Regions from separate parts of the Homo sapiens genome. Here region 2 is linked to region 1. A link is a contact called in ENCODE Hi-C or POLR2A ChIA-PET data. All regions are on one chromosome and are shown on one strand. The core of a region is the stretch at or near the end of the contact, and the rest is flanking DNA. Distances in the headings are between cores, read along the strand shown.

What was found. A loop is a pair of places that touch in the nucleus more often than their neighbours do. ChIA-PET counts read pairs that join two places held with the same protein, here RNA polymerase II (POLR2A). Pooled maps may share reads with other maps.
Region 2: a loop to region 1 is called in a pooled map, with 2.1 times the contacts of the local background. The contact joins the promoter of MSMP here to the promoter of GALT in region 1. A Hi-C loop is called at or near these places in 4 of 50 pooled maps. POLR2A ChIA-PET finds 5 or more read pairs at or near these places in 2 of 52 experiments (GM12878 and activated CD8-positive, alpha-beta memory T cell).

The regions. Positions count from the first base shown.
Region 1 is chr9:34,640,334-34,647,924 of GRCh38, reverse strand. GALT (galactose-1-phosphate uridylyltransferase) reads right to left here and starts at 1,250. Exons shown (of 11, transcript NM_000155.4): 1 at 1,139-1,250; 2 at 667-836; 3 at 358-433; 4 at 220-268; 5 at 1-93. The coding sequence starts at 1,220. RefSeq lists enhancers at 646-825, 1,396-1,505, 2,719-3,013 and a silencer at 2,719-3,013.
Region 2 is chr9:35,751,785-35,759,562 of GRCh38, reverse strand. It overlaps MSMP (microseminoprotein, prostate associated), which reads left to right and starts at 5,287. Exons shown (of 3, transcript NM_001044264.3): 1 at 5,287-5,563; 2 at 5,795-5,903; 3 at 6,283-6,573. The coding sequence starts at 5,434. The coding sequence ends at 6,463. It overlaps RGP1 (RGP1 partner of RAB6A GEF complex), which reads right to left. Exons shown (of 9, transcript NM_001080496.3): 8 at 7,418-7,607; 9 at 978-6,912. The coding sequence ends at 6,689. RefSeq lists a silencer at 2,247-2,566 and an enhancer at 5,474-6,673.

The DNA.
Region 1 (7,591 bases), core at 1-2,500:
ACTGAGGCCCATGCATCAACAACAGCCCGGATCTCAGGGACCGACATGAGTGGCAGCGTTACATCCGACCAGGGGTGGAAGCACATGACCTTACTGGGTGGTGACGGGAGAAAAGATAACCGAGAGGTAGGGCTTGGCTGTGCTACGGGCAGGGCCGAACCCCAATGCTGAGTCTCCAACTCTGGTTTGAAAGTTGTAAGAGGGGAAATCCATAGTTACCAGACTCCTCGAGCAGACTTTGCTTGGAAAAGGGGATGATCACTGGGTCCTGAGGTAAAGGAGTATCACTCTCTGCAGCAGAAGTCCCTCAAGAGGTCTAGCCACCCTCCTCCCCAGCAGCAGTTGGAGCCAGGTTACCTGGACTGGGGGCATCAGGCTGCAGAGCTGGGAAGTCGTTGTCAAACAGGAAGGTGCTATCGTACTGGGGATTCACCTACCGACAAGGATAGGCTAGAAGCACTCACTGCCCCATACCACCAGTTACCTGGTGGGCTTCAAAGACTGGACAGGCTACAAGGGAGTAGGGAAGGCCCACCCTAGGGGACCAAAAAGCTTGGTGGGATATGACCCAGAAGGAGGTTCACTATCCCTGTGGGTGGAGGACAGTTCTAAGAGGGAACTACTCCCCGTGGCCCAGCCTGCAGATGCAGGGCTCTACAGGCTTACCTCTCCGTTGGCTCGGATGGCCCCAGGACACAGAGGGTTGAGAGGGTCATGGCGGGGCACTGTCTTCAGAAGCTGGGGCTCCACTTGACCCTGCCAGGGCCGCTTCATGCGGTGAGCTGACACCAGCACCCACTCATCCTGCAGCGGGTTGTAGCGGATATGCTGATGGTCTGGGGGCAGACAGTCAAGATCAGTCCTCAGAGCTCTCTAGCTCCCTCTCTCCTGGGTCTCACCCACCAGCAGGCCCAAGCTCGGGAGCGCCCTCTCGGCCCTGTCCCGCTCAGGAGCTAGAGGCCCAGGATTGGACTTTCCCAGCGCCAATTGGCCTGCTGCTCGTACAGGCCTGCAGACTGTACGCCTTGTCGGTCTGGCTCGGGATGAGCGTTCCAACCTTCGGAGGGGACGAAAGCTTCCTAAGGAAGGGGAGGGCTCGGCTCCGCGCCCCAGCGAGTCCCTGCCGCGGTGCAGTTACCGTTTGCCCGGAAGGTTGCTGCTGCGGCGTCCGCCTCTGACGCCTGCTGGCGTTGCTGAGGATCGGTTCCACTGCGCGACATGAGGCCACCGGGGGATCCGCTGGAAAATCTGCAGGGCCGTGCCTCACCTTTCACTTTCTCCGTCCACACCACCCCTCCCCGCGCCGCCCCCGATGATTGGCCAGCCGCCAGCACGTGACTGACTGACTGGGCTGCCCTGCCACCTGGGGGCGGGGCTCAGAACAGCTGTGAACCCTGGGGGCCGACATTGATGATCCTACTTCACCCAGAGCTAGAGCCACTACACTGGAAGAACCTCTGTGAAAGCTGCCTACTGCAGAATCCTTGGGCTCCAGGATGCCTACAGGACTTGCTTGCTGCAATCATTCATTTGATCTTTCATTCAGCAAATATTTACCAAGCATCTAGCATGTGCTAGGCACCTAGGCTGTGTAAAGCATTGGGATGCACATGTCAGGCATGGCCTCTGCCCTGCCTGAGCTTACATTCTAGGGCGAGTAAGGATATGACCCTGGATCAACAGCGCCTCAGTCACCTGCTCAGTGGCTGTAGCGCAGGAGAGGCAAACTTGGTGGGGTCTGTGTGGAGTACTTCACCATAACCATATCCTATCCCCAAAAGCAAAAACAGATTTGGGAAAAAGGGCTAAGTAACCATATTCTCTTTTTCTCTCACTCTTGCTCTCCTTCCTCTCTCTCTCTCTCTCTTTTTCATACACACACCAAGACAGCACAAGAAGTGGGAGGGGTAAAAGGGCTATAAAAAAAAATCTAAAAATGGCCGGGCTCGGTGGCTCACGCCTGTAATCCCAACACTTTGGGAGACCAAGGCAGGCGGATCACAAGGTCAAGAAATTGAGACCATCCTGGCCAACATGGTGAAACCCCGTCTCTAGTAAAAAAAAAAAAAAAAAAAATTAGCTGGTCTTGGTGGCGTGCACCTGTAGTCCCACCTACTCGGGAGGCTGAGGCAGGAGAATCACTTGAACCCAGGAGGCAGAGGTTGCAGTGAGCCGAGATTGTGCCCATGCACTCTAGCCTGGCGACAGAGCAGACTCCGTCACAAAAAAAAAAAAAAAAGTACAAGAAAGTCTAAAAATGTGGAGAGTACAGGACTATCAGAAGCTCCAGCCACCATCTAGGTGGGGCCTAGTGTTTCCTTTACACATCCCCTTCCCTTTTCTAAATTTTCCTTGGATGGGACCAATTGGCTAACACTAGGATAAAATTCAAATTAATTCCTCCCCTGGTACTTTTGTTTGTTTGTTTGTTTGAGAGAGAGTCTCACTCTGCCACCCAGGCTGGAGTGCAGTGGCGTGATCTTGGCTCACTGCAACCTCCACCTCCCAGGTTCAAGCGATTCTCCTGCCTCAGCCTCCAAGTAGCTGGAATTAGAGCTGTGTGCCACCACACTGGGCTAATTTATGTATTTTTAGTAGAGACGGGGTTTCACATGTTGGCCAGGCTGGTCTTGAACTCCTGACTTCAAGTGATCCTCCTGCCTCAGCCTCCCAAACAGCTGGCCCCCAGTACTTTTAAAGAGCCATCTAAATATTGTCTAAACCTCTTCCCCATTTCACATTGGAGCCCAGAGGACTCAAGGTCACCCAGAGAATTAGTGGCCAAGCTGAGATTTGAATGCAAGTTTCCAAGGCTTTTCCCAGTGCTGTGAGATGCCTCTGAGGCTTCAGTGGAATGCAGGACAGAGACCCAGTGAGTTAGAAGTTGAGCCATAGCAGGGACATCCCTTCCCCCAATCAAGACCAAGCCAAGCCAGGTGTTTTGCAATTGAGCTGCAAAAACTAGGTCATGGGTCATTTACTTGATCTCTGCCCTAGGGTCCTCAGACTGGAATAGGAAGAGGCTACCTTCAGAGGTAGGGGGCAGGGAGCTGAGGACTGAGAAACAGGGGTTTTACCTGTCCCACTGGCTGTTCATATTACCCAAAGAGGTGAGACAGGAACAGGAGATCTGCTTTTCCATTCTCTCATTTATATTTGTTTGAGTGACTAGAGCTTGTAGACAGCTCCATTTTCCCAAGAACACCAGTGCTTCAGTGCCGCCCCCTGAATCATGCTAATTAAATCCTGACCCCCATCAGGAACATCTCTTCAGGAACATCTCCATAATTCTCCTCTATGACTCCCCAAGGTCATTTTTTGGAGGAAGAGGAGAATGACTAAGATGGGCCTAACCAGCTCCCTCCCTGCCAGATCCCAGAGGTGTTGTTACAGTAAAGAGATCCCAATCCAGACCCCAAGAGAGGATTCTTGGATCTCACACAAGAAAGAATTCAAGGTGAGTCCATAGTGTGAAGTGAAAGCAAGTTTATCAGGAAAGTGAAGGAATAAAAAAATGGCCACTCCATAGACAGAGCACCCCTGAGGGCTGCTGGTTATCCATTTATATATATATATATATATATATATATATATATATATATATATATATATATATATATATAATTTTTTTTTTTTAAGACGGAGTTTCACTCTGTTGCCCAGGCTGGAGTGCAGTGGCTTGATCTCGGCTCACCGCAACCTCTGCCTCCCAGGTTCAAGTGATTCTCCTGCCTCAGCCTCCCGAGTAGCTGGAATTACAGGCACCCACCATCATGACTAGCTAATTTTTGTATTTTTTAGAGACAGAGTTTCACCATGTTGGCCAGGCTGGTCTTGAACGCCTGACCTCAGGTAATCTGTCCATCTCGGCCTTCCCAAAGTGCTGGGATTACAGACATAAGTCACCACACCTGGAAAGGCCTGGAAAAGCTTTCTGAAAGACCAGATAGGGGAGGTGTAGGCCCAGATGATCCCAGAAAGCTGTTCCTGGAATGGGGAGCAGAGACCAAATTTGGGGGCTAATCCCTGCTGCCCAGGGTTCTTAGTGAATTGTCGAGTCGGGAATGCCACAGAAGCCAGAACCAATACAAAAACATGTTCCCTCAATCCTGTATTCTCCTCTAGATAATCCTTTCTTTATCCTTAATTTCTCTGCCAAGTTTCTTTTTTTTTTTTTTTTTTTTTTTTTTTAGATGGAGTCTCGCTCTGTCGCCCAGGCTGGAGTACAGTGGTGCAATCTAGGCTCACTGCAACATCCGCCTCCTGATTCAAGTGATTCTCCTGCCTCAGCCTCCCCTGTAGCTGGGATTACAGGCGTGCACCACCACACCCAGCTAATTTTTGTATTTGTAGTAGAGACAGGGTTTCACCACGTTGGCCAGGCTGGTCCCAAATTCCTGACCTCAGGTGATCCGCCTGCCTCTGCCTCCCAAAGTATTGGGATTACAGGCGTGAGCCACCGTGCCCGGCCTGCCAAGTTTCTTAAAAACAGAGGCCATCTTTCTGGTCTCTACTCTTAGCTGCATGGTATATTGTAACACATCTTTTGCCCTATATTTGTCAGGGTAAGTAATCTTAATTGCTGTAACAAACACTCCCAAAACTCAATGGCTTAGCACTACAGTCAATTCTGGGGGTAACAGGGAGCTCTGTTCCAAGCAGTATTTAGGGATCCAGGTGCCATCCATCTAGTAGCTATGCCATGTCCTAGGGTCTCAGAATACTCCACTAGAGATCCTCTATAACTACAGTAATAGACATGGGAAGAAAGAAAATGTAAAGAACTTCAAGCTGGGCATAGTACTATGTGCCTGTAGTCCCCCAGCTCTTGGGAAGCCAGGGTGGGAGATCACTTGAGCCCAAGAGTTTGATACCAGTCTGGGAGTGACATAGCACAATCCTGTCTCTTAAAAAGAGAAAGAGAAAAAAAAAAAAAAGAATTTCAGAGGAGACTTTAGGAGCCAGCCCTAGAAATGTCATACATCATTTCTATCTATATTTCATTGGCCAGAATGCAATCACATGATCCAGAGTAGACTGTGGAATGTAATCTAGCTGTCCAAGAGCAAAAGGAAATGGATTTGTGAATGTATAGCATTGTCTCTGCCACATGCCCCTACTGAGAAGTCTAATGATCATTTCCCATCATCTCATTGAATCTCACCATTATATTTCACTGTGTTAACCCTTCATTCCATCACTCTTTTTTTAATTTTTTTAGATGGAGTTTCGCTCTCATTGCCCAAACTGGAGTGCAATGGCGTGCTCTCAGCTCACCATAACCTCCGCCTCCCAGGTTCAAGCGATTCTCCTGCCTCAGCCTCCCGAGTAGCTGGGATTACAGGTATGCGCCACCACGCCTGGCTAATTTTGTATTTTTAGAAGAGATGGGGTTTCTCCATGTTGGTCAGGCTGGATCTTGAACTGGCAACCTCAGGTGATTCCCCTACCTCGGCCTCCCAAAGTGCTGGGATTACAGGTGTGAGCCACCGTGCCTGGCCCATTCCATCACTCTTGAGAAAGAAAAGAAACTTTTTATCTGAGAAATGCCAGCCTCTTTTAATTATCAGGCCCAGAGAGGCATTAAAATGTGACAGCATGGGCCTGGCGCGGTGGCTCACGCCTGTAATCCCAGCAATTTGGGAGGCCAAGGTGGGCGAATCACGAGGTCAGGAGTTCGAGACCAGCCTGGCCAACATGGTGAAACCCTGTCTCTACTAAAAATACAAAAAATTAGTTGGGCATGGTGGCGGGCGCCTGTAATCCCAGCTACTCAGGAGGCTGAGGCAGGAGAATTGCTTGAACCTGGGAGGCAGAGGTTGCAGTGAGCCAGGATCATGCCACTGCACTCCAGCCCCGGCGACAGTGCAAGAGACTCCGTCTCAAAATAATAATAATAATAATAATAATAATTTTAAAAAGAAAAAAAAAGGCCGGGTGCAGTGGCTCACACTTGTAATCCCAGCACACTGGGAAACCAAGGCGGGCGGGATCACTTGAGGTCAGGAGTTTGAGACCAGCCTGGCCATTATGGTGAAACCCTGTCACTACTAAAAATACAAAAAGCTGAGCATAGTGGCAGGTGCCTGTAATTCCAGCTACTTGGGTGGCGGAGGCAGGAGAATCGCTTCAACCCGGGAGGCGGAGGTTGCAGTGAGCCGAGATTGCGCCACTGCACTCCAGCCTGGGCGACAGAGTATGACTCAGTCTCAAAAAAAAAAAAAAAAAAAAGTGACAGCATGTAACAGCAGTCATATCTCACCTTCCCCCACCCCCATGGAGCCAAATAATTACCCCTTGAAGCCACTTGCTATGTGGGCTCTAAATTGATACCACATAGCCATAAAATGCCATAGTCTAGACACCATAACTCATACCCTATAGTTCAACAAGGTATAGCCAATCACTAATCAATGTTGTTTCTGTAAGCCAATGAGAATTCCTGTTAAACAATTTTGTGTCAGCCCACTCCTTGTCCTCTTTTGCCTTTAAAAACTTGCTTGTGGCTGGGCATGATGGTTCATACCTGTAATTCCAGCACTTTGGGAGGCCAAGGCAGGATGATCCCTTGAGCCCAAGAGGTCAAGGCTGCAATGAGCTGTGATCGTGCCACTGAACTCCAGCCTAGGTAACAGAGCAAGATCCGGTCTCAAAAAATAAAAATAGGCCGGGCGCGGTGGCTCACGCCTATAATCCCAGCACTTTGGGAGGCCGAGGCGGGCAAATCACGAGGTCAGAGTTCAAGACCAGCCTGGCCAACATGGTGAAACCCCATCTCTACTAAAAATACAAAAAAATTAGCTGGATGTGGTGGCAGGTGCCTGTAGTCCCAGCTACTCGGGAGGCTGAGGCAGGAGAATTTCTTGAACTGGGAGGCAGAGGTTGCAGTGAGCCGAGATTGCGCCACTGCACTCCAGCCTGGGCGACAGTGGAGACACCATCTCAAAAAAAATAAAATTAAATTAAGTTAAAATAAAGTGGCCAGGTGCAGTGGCTCACACATGTAATCCCACACTTTGGGAGGCCGAGGAGTGTGGATCACCTGAGGTCAGGAGTTAGAGACCAGCCTGGCCAACATGGCAAAAACCTGTCTCCACTAAAACTACAAAAATTAGCCAGGCATGGTGGTGCACACCTGTGGTCCCAGCTACTCGGGAGGCTGAGGGAGGAGGATAGCTTGAACCTGGGAGGCGGGAGTTGCAGTGAGCCAAGATTGCACTACTGCATTCCAGCCTAGGCAACAGAGTAAGAATCCATCTCCAAGAAAATAAAAAATAAAAATAAAAACCACATATAAAAATAAAAAATGCTTGTATCAACATTCCCCAAGGCAACTTGGAAAAGTGTCCCGAGCAGTCGTTCTCTACCTTGGCCCAAATAAACTCTCTATATTAATTTTGCCTCAGCTTTTTTTTTTCCTCACTGTTGTTTTTGTTTGTGTGTTTTTCTTTTTTGAGACAGAGTCTCACTCTGTCGCCCAGGCTGGAGTGCAATGGTGCAGTCTCCACTCACTGCAACCTCCACCTCCCGGGTTCAAACGATTCTCCTGCCTCAGCCCCCCAAGTAGCTGGGCCAAGTGGGTGGCACGCGC
Region 2 (7,778 bases), core at 4,038-6,537, 1.1 Mb before region 1:
CAGGGTCTCCCTCTGTCACCCAGGCTGGAGTGCAGTGCAGTGATGCAATCTCGGCTCACTGGAGCCTCAGCCTCCCAGGTTCCAGTGATTCTCCCATCCCAGCCTCCAGAGTAGCTGGGATTACAGGAACGCGCCACCACACCCAGCTAATTTTTGTATTTTTAGAGACAGGGTTTCACCATGTTGGCCAGGCTGGTCTCAAACTCCTGGTCTCAAGCAATCTGCCTGCCTCGGCCTCCCCAAATGTTGGGATTACAGGTGTGAGCCACTGTGCCCAGTCCATCATCTATTGTCTGTAATAATTTAGAAATCTGGCACCAGGATTATGAAATTCACTATACAGTGTGTGGCATAACACCAAGCTTAAATGGTCACTCAGTGGACTTCACAATAATGGCCACTTTATGCTTCTGGATGCAAAACGTTGGGAGAGTTTGAAGTGGATATGAATTTGAGAATGCGTTTTCTTGTAGGAAAAGTAATGGAAACATAAGCATCTTTTTCTAATCACAGGAAAGGTTAAGGCTTTGGTGAAAGCAAGCATAACTGAGTTTAAAAACAGTCTAGAATAAGAAAAGGGTAATAGAAGAGGAAGGAAGGCAGAAGTGGACCATGCAGAATAAACAATCAAGCCTAGCTTTTTTAAAAACCTGAGGTCTTACTAAAGAGAAAGGAGGAAAAACGGAAGATTTCAACATAAGAGTGTTAAAGGTGGAAAAGAGCCAGAAAGGACTGTGGGCTTAAAAAAAAAAAATCAGTGAAGCAGTAGTGGTGTATGTTGGCAAAGAGAAGTGTAGAGTTGAGAGGAGGGAGAGAATTTATAGTAGAGGAAGTCGGTGTGAAGTTTTCCTCTCAAGATGCCCAGCAGAGCAAAGAAGGAATGAAGGCAAAGGCCACTGGGAATAGAGTAGGGCTGGGGCTAAAACAGCACGGGAGAGTGCAACAGGGCCCAAAGTAAGACATTTTCTTTTCTTTTCTTTTTTTTTTCATTAATTGACCCAGATTTGCTTGTTTGGGACCAAAGGCAATGCAGAGTTTAGGGATCTTTATAATTTATAAAGTAATCACCTTTGGCCCAACATAACACAGATCATAAGGATCATGGCAGAATTCGTCTCTGAGACAAGTACAAAATACCATTTTAGAGTTGATTTTAGAAGAGAAGTCAGACTAATAAATTGCTGTGTTGTAGAAATACTATGGTGAATTAAACAGCTTTAACTTTTTCTATCAGCCACAGGATAAATACAGAAACTGTATAATTACATACACATCCACAGAAGATAGTAGCCTCATATGCTAAAATTGTGAGTTGTTTGTCTGTATACTGTAGTCCAAAGCTCCCATTCCAAGAAATGTTTTATTTGGTTCAAAATATAAAGGGCAGGTTAGAGGGCTACACAGAAAAAAGGCTAAAAATAAAGACAGTAAAATGAGGGAGAGGAAAAGTGGAAGTGCAGCACTACTGATCCAGAAAAACTGAGGCATCAGCCACAAAGAATTCAATCAAGTCAGTGAGGGGCAAATGGCACAAAAGCCAAACAAGAAAAAGGCTGAATACCATATTACCAATCTGAGAGCCTCACTTTTGGTTTTAAGTCAAATATTGAATTAGATTGTGCAACTTTTCTATTTTTATTTTTTTATTTTTAAAAATCCACCAAAATTACTTAAATCATTTGACAGAGTCATACAATTTTAAATGACTATAAAAATGTGCAGATCAGTGCCAAATTTTTTGGCAAAGGCTGAATGGCAGACAGTAATCCAAGACGCAGACAACCTTGCTTTTAAGCCATCCGTTACACAGAGACCAGCAGGCTCCCTTCTACCTGTGAGACCAAATAATCCCAAAATGTAACCAAATAATCATAACTCCCCCTACTCCTAAAACCTACCCTTCACCCTTCACTGTCTACGTCAGCCTCTGGACAGACCTGATGCCTGGGGTTTGGCCATTTCCGCCTTCCCACCCTGTGTTGGTCTCCCTCCTCCCTCCTCAGGTCCCTCAGTTCTCCCAGGCCTAACTTGGCGTGCTTCCTTCCTCTCTCACCCCAATCAATCCGGCTCTCCTTCCCTTTCTGGGTTACGCCACCTGCCCGACTCCCGGTTTCCCCCTCGGGGGCCCCTCCTTGCCCTGGGGTCTGCTCTCGGCCCGCCAAGTTCTCCCAGGGGATCCCTCCCCACCTGCCTCCATACAGTCAGACTGTGTTCAGTGTCCGTTTCGCGCCCGTAGCGACACCACGACAGAAGCCCACTAAGTGACCCTCTGCTCCCAGAAACCCTCCTGGCTCCTCCAGACCCTCCGGGGCTCTGGCCCGCAGCTCCCCTCTCCCTCCGGCGGCGGGGGTCGGCTGTGACTCACCAGAGGGCCAGCGGCCGGGGTTGGGGTGGGGGGGCCGGAATGCTCTCACTTCCTCTCCGCGCACCTGCCCCGAGGCTGGAGCGCCGCCCGGCCGGGCCTCCGGCGGATGTTTTCCTTGTTCCCAAGCGTGTAGTGCGCGCCAGCCGCCCCCTCCGGGACCTGCGCGCCAGCCACCGCGCCCCCAGGACCCAGCGGGCCTGGTCCTCACCACTCACCCCCTCCCCAGCAGGCACGCATGCGGGCTCGACCCACACCTCTGCACCGCCCCCCAACTTCTGGGAGAGGACTCCTGGCTCAGCCCAGCCTCTAGCTTTCCAGAAGCCCCTATATGCCTACCTCATCTTCGTTATAGGCGATGAACCTTCACTTCTGTCCCCGTTTCCGCACACGCACCAATCCCCACTGGCGATCCCTTCCCCTTCGGCATCACCCCCACCTTCATGCGCCCCAGCTCCCCACTCACATCCGCCCCCTATTGGGCTGGCTCTAGCTTGCAAGAGCAGAAGGTGGCCCAGGGCCCAGCCTTCCAGGATGTCCCCTGGACCCCCTCTCTGGGAAAGGCGGCAGAGCTACTGGCCACTGACAAGACCTTTGGGCCCTCGTGCTAGACAGGCCTTCGAATCCACCTGCTCCAGCCCAGAGAGCAGGCCCAGGCCGTGCCTCCCACACCGCAGCCGACCTCAGAGCACCCTGCCTCAACTGTGAGTTTTTTCTTGGCAATCCTCTGAAACGGAAAGGGTATCAGTCCTGACTAGGGCGAACGTGAGGTCCATTCTGCATCTCCATCCACCTTAGCTGTCTCCTTGGAAAAGGACAGCAAGGGAGTTTGAGGTGCACTGACACAGTCATTTCTGAACAGTGAAGAGATGACAGGTAGGGTGGTCCCCCTTGAAAAGTCAGCCAGAAGTAGCTGTATCTGATGCACTAGGTGGCAGGGAGTGAGTCTTGGAGTAAATGGGACTGAAAACGTAGAAAAACCAAATAAATGCCAAAGAGACTATCCCTATGGAGAATACCTAGAACATGGGTCTTTGAAGTGTGGAAAAATGAAAGAAATCCAATTTGACCAGGGCCTTTAGTGCCAAAGAGATGGCTAGCAGGAGAGTGGTGAGAAAGGAGAACTGGAGAGTTCACATGAGCGGAAATAGGAAGAAATGGATCCAAATCCAAGTGAGAAAAAGCAGGAGACTTAAAGTTAGCCTGGCAGGATGATGAGAAAAGGACATCTTGTCCTAGGGTAGAGGCGAGGGTGCAGATCTGGGGGAAGAAGGCTTATTGGGAACAGTTTCTCAAACTAGACATTCAGAAGTCAATACAAGGGCCAAAACCAAAATGTTCCTGGAGGTACCTGTTTTTGAAAGAGGTGGGAAAGGTGACATGGATTAGGGGTCTCCATCCCCCAGGCCACAGGCCAGTACCAGTCTGTGGCCTGTTAGGAAGCGGGAGCACAAAGCAGGAGGTGGGCGGCAGGCGAGTGAGCATTACCGCCTGAGCTCCTCCTCCTGGCAGATCAGCAGAGGCATTAGATTCTCACAGGAGTGCAAACCCCACTGTGAACTCCGCATGCAAGGGATCTAGATTGCACACTCCTTATGAGAATCTAATGCCTGATGATCTGAGATGAAACAGTTTCATCCCAAAATCATCTCCCCGCTGCTATCCCCCTCCATCCACTGGTGGAAAAATTGTTTTCCACAAAACCGGTCCCTGGTACCAAAAAGGTTGGGGACTGCTGACAAGGAGTATGAGTGTGAAAGGTGCAGAGGTCTATGCCAGGAGACAGCCATCCCCAATAGAAGCCCTCAGCTATGCACAAACTGCTTAATGTCATTCAAAGAAAATAATGTCGCCCATTTTGCCTCAGAGCTTTAGCCCCAATCACAGCAACTGCTATTTCCTGACGCTTACGCACCAGAGATGGTGATAAGAGCACTGCACGCATTATCTCAGTAATCCTCATAACAGCCCAATGAGTTGGCATTACTATCCCCAATTTATAGATGAGGAAACAGGCTCAGAGAGGTGAAGTAATCTGACCAGGTTACATAGCTAAGTGGAGTCAGGATCTGAATCCAAGAAGACTGTCTCTACAGCCCATGCTCTCAATAATCCATCCTGGGCTCCTCCAGAACCTGTGGGAAACTCAGAGGATGCCAAATGATAAATTCCTAAAAACCTCACTCCATTATATATGGGAGGAAAGAGAGGACACCTCTGTGAACCTGGAGTGATTCATCCCATCAGGGCACTTAGAGATGCTCCTCTTTGAAAGGGGAAAGAACCATCCCCAGATGTGGGGTGATCCCACATCTGCTGTATGTTTGAAGGTGATAAGCAATGGACAGTTCACCTCTGGAATGCCTGAGGAAAAGAGACCCTCCCCACCATCTCTGAGGGGCAGCCCTATTTCTTGGATACATTAGGGAAACCCTGCCCTAGGATCTGAGGGAAACACAGTCTCCACTCCAGGTGCCTGCTCACTCTCCTGGAGCTTCTGGCCGTCGCACCCTATTGCAGCTCCTGGGTTTGGCTGGGGCACAGGATTAACCATCCCCAGGAAATGCCTCCCTCCGGTCCAGGCAGGGATCCCAGCATACACACCCCTGGTGGTGGCAGTGGGGGAGAAAGGGGGAAGGTGGAATGCTTCCTTCTCTCCAGGTCAGGGAAGAGATCTGGGGACCACCTGGGGGCCCTCGCCCCTCCTGCCTCCTTGCTGGGGAAGTGCCCAGTCCAGTGCCCCCTCCATGGCCACCTCCCTCCCTCTAGCTGTGCCGGGGCATGAATCAGCTCTCACAGCTTGTTAAAGCTAGACCTCTTGTTTTCATGCCCTCACCTCAGGAAACAGAGTTACAACTTTTCCAGCTCTACTCAGCAGGGGGCCAGGGTCCTCACTTTATAAACATCCCCAGCCTGTGAGAGCAGAGGGCAGGGAGATAGTGTGAGACAGGAGCCCAGGGGAGAAAGACAGAAACTAAGACTCAAGGAGCAACGCAAAGCAAAGTCAAGGAGTCAAGACCAGAGTAGCTGAGCAGAGGCCAAGAAGGGTCTGAGAGGGCTGTGCAGCAGCAATGGCCCTAAGGATGCTCTGGGCTGGACAGGCCAAGGGGATCCTAGGAGGCTGGGGGATCATCTGCTTGGTGATGTCTCTACTCCTCCAGCACCCAGGAGTCTACAGCAAGTGCTACTTCCAAGCTCAAGGTAAAGTGGGGTGAAGCGTTAGGAATGGAGGAGCAGCAGAGAGGGCACAGGGAGGATGGGGCCTTACAGATGATCCCGTGTCAAAATACCCAGGCTTCCTCCAGCTGTGAAACAGGAAAGACAAACTAAATACGGGGATAGTGCGTACTTACTGTCTCCACCCCAGACCAGAAGAGCCTCTGCCTCTCATCAGCACTCCTACACCTACTAACATTTCCCGTTCTTCCCTAGCCCCCTGTCACTATGAGGGGAAATATTTTACCCTGGGTGAGTCTTGGCTCCGCAAGGACTGTTTCCATTGCACCTGTCTGCATCCTGTTGGCGTGGGCTGCTGTGACACGTGAGTGACCAAAGATGGCCAGAGAGAATGACTCTGATATGAGTGACTGAGGGATGACCAGGGAGTGACTAGATTGCTGTGATGTAAGAATGAACAGAAGAGCAATACAAGATGGGCCAAACCTGAAGGGACCAACACTAGTGTGAAAGATAAGGCTTCAGGCTATAAATCAGGGGAGGTTGGGGTGGACCTGGAGAGAAAATACTCCTGTTATAAAACAAAAAGGCCCACATATGGTAGGTGACAGCTTAGTTAGGAGGACCAAGGGGCCACTGAAAGGGGCTCTGTGGGGGGAAAACTGTGAGAGAGGGAACATGTGGGCAGGGATAAAGGCAGCCTTTCACTGTGCTGACTCCTTCCCCTATCCTTGGTTCCCCAGGTCCCAGCATCCCATCGACTTCCCGGCTGGGTGTGAGGTACGTCAGGAGGCAGGAACCTGCCAGTTCTCCTTGGTGCAAAAATCTGACCCTCGGCTGCCCTGCAAAGGGGGAGGGCCTGACCCAGAATGGGGCTCAGCCAACACCCCTGTTCCTGGGGCTCCTGCTCCCCACTCCAGCTAAACTCAACTGATCATCCATCTGCTGACTGCTCACTGCTGCTGCCACTTCCAGGGAAACCACTAGCAGCTGCCAATGTATTCTGAACAAATAAATTAATGCTATAGCTGAAAGCCCGACTCTCACTGTCCACGACATTGGACCCCAGGTGGAAAAAGTGGGTCCCATTAGAGTCCAGGTGCTGAGTTCTCAGTATCCGGAAGGAACTAGCACCAGGGTGGGCCAGTTTCAGATGGTTATGGTGCTGGTGCTGGGGCCTGGGGCAGCATATGAGGCCAGGGTGGGGCTAGTAGGCAGCACCTTGATGGGCAGGTCCCAGCTGAAGGTGTCTACAGGTACTTGCTCAGGTCCTGTCCAGGTGGTAGGTTCGGGCTGTTCCACAGGGGGTAGGAGTACCAATCCTGGTTCTCGGGACGTTACAAATTCAAAATGCAATCTCCACTTCAAGGACACTATGGAAGAAAAAGATTAAGGTAGAAGCATCAGAAGCTAGCAGGAGTAAAAGCCAATGACAGGATATAGTTAGTGAATGAGAAGAAAACAATCTGTGTTCAGGAAGACAGGGAAAAGTCACAGGGCAGGGAGCTGTGATTAAGGGTTTTTCTGAAGCAATGGGTACTACCACAGATGTGAGCTGAAGATAGCAGTATTAAGTACCTAATAACCTAAGAGTGAGGCAGTCAAGTCTAGGTAGCATGAAGTAATCAAAAATCAGTGTATCACAGGGTCCTAGTAGGTAGGTGTGGGGAAGGAGTTCTATCAAGCTGTTAGGAGTTTAGGGGTCAGTGCATCTAAGAAACAGGAAGAGGTTGAAGGTCTGAGAAACTGTTCCGGGTCAGAGGCTAGACGTGGGTATGTCTGGGAGTGTGTATAAGGAATCAGGATCCATTACACCCTCCCTTAGCACAGCATTTTACTGTCCCCCTCTCCCTTCTCCAGTAACAGTGAGGGTCTCACCAATGGCTGTACAGAAGCCTGGGGTGGAGCTGAGAGGGATTGGGAGGGAGAAGCTGGTTCTAGTTGTATGTAGGCAGGATTCCTGGTGCCGGGCGTGAGTCACATGTGACACAGAGGGGACACCCCCTGCCCCACGTCGCCGCTGGTACTCAGGCTGTACACGCTCCTCGGTCTGTAAGCTGACTGAAAACTGGGAGCAAGAGACAGGTGTGTGCTAACAGGAAGTGCTGTCTGTAGGTGAGAGGACAGCCCAACCTCAAGCTGTTTTACAAAGGGACCCTGGATGACCCCACTATCCCCTTCTACATGCCACCCCTCTTTATACAGGCCTTCCACCCTAGCCCTTCAACCCCAGCACCCC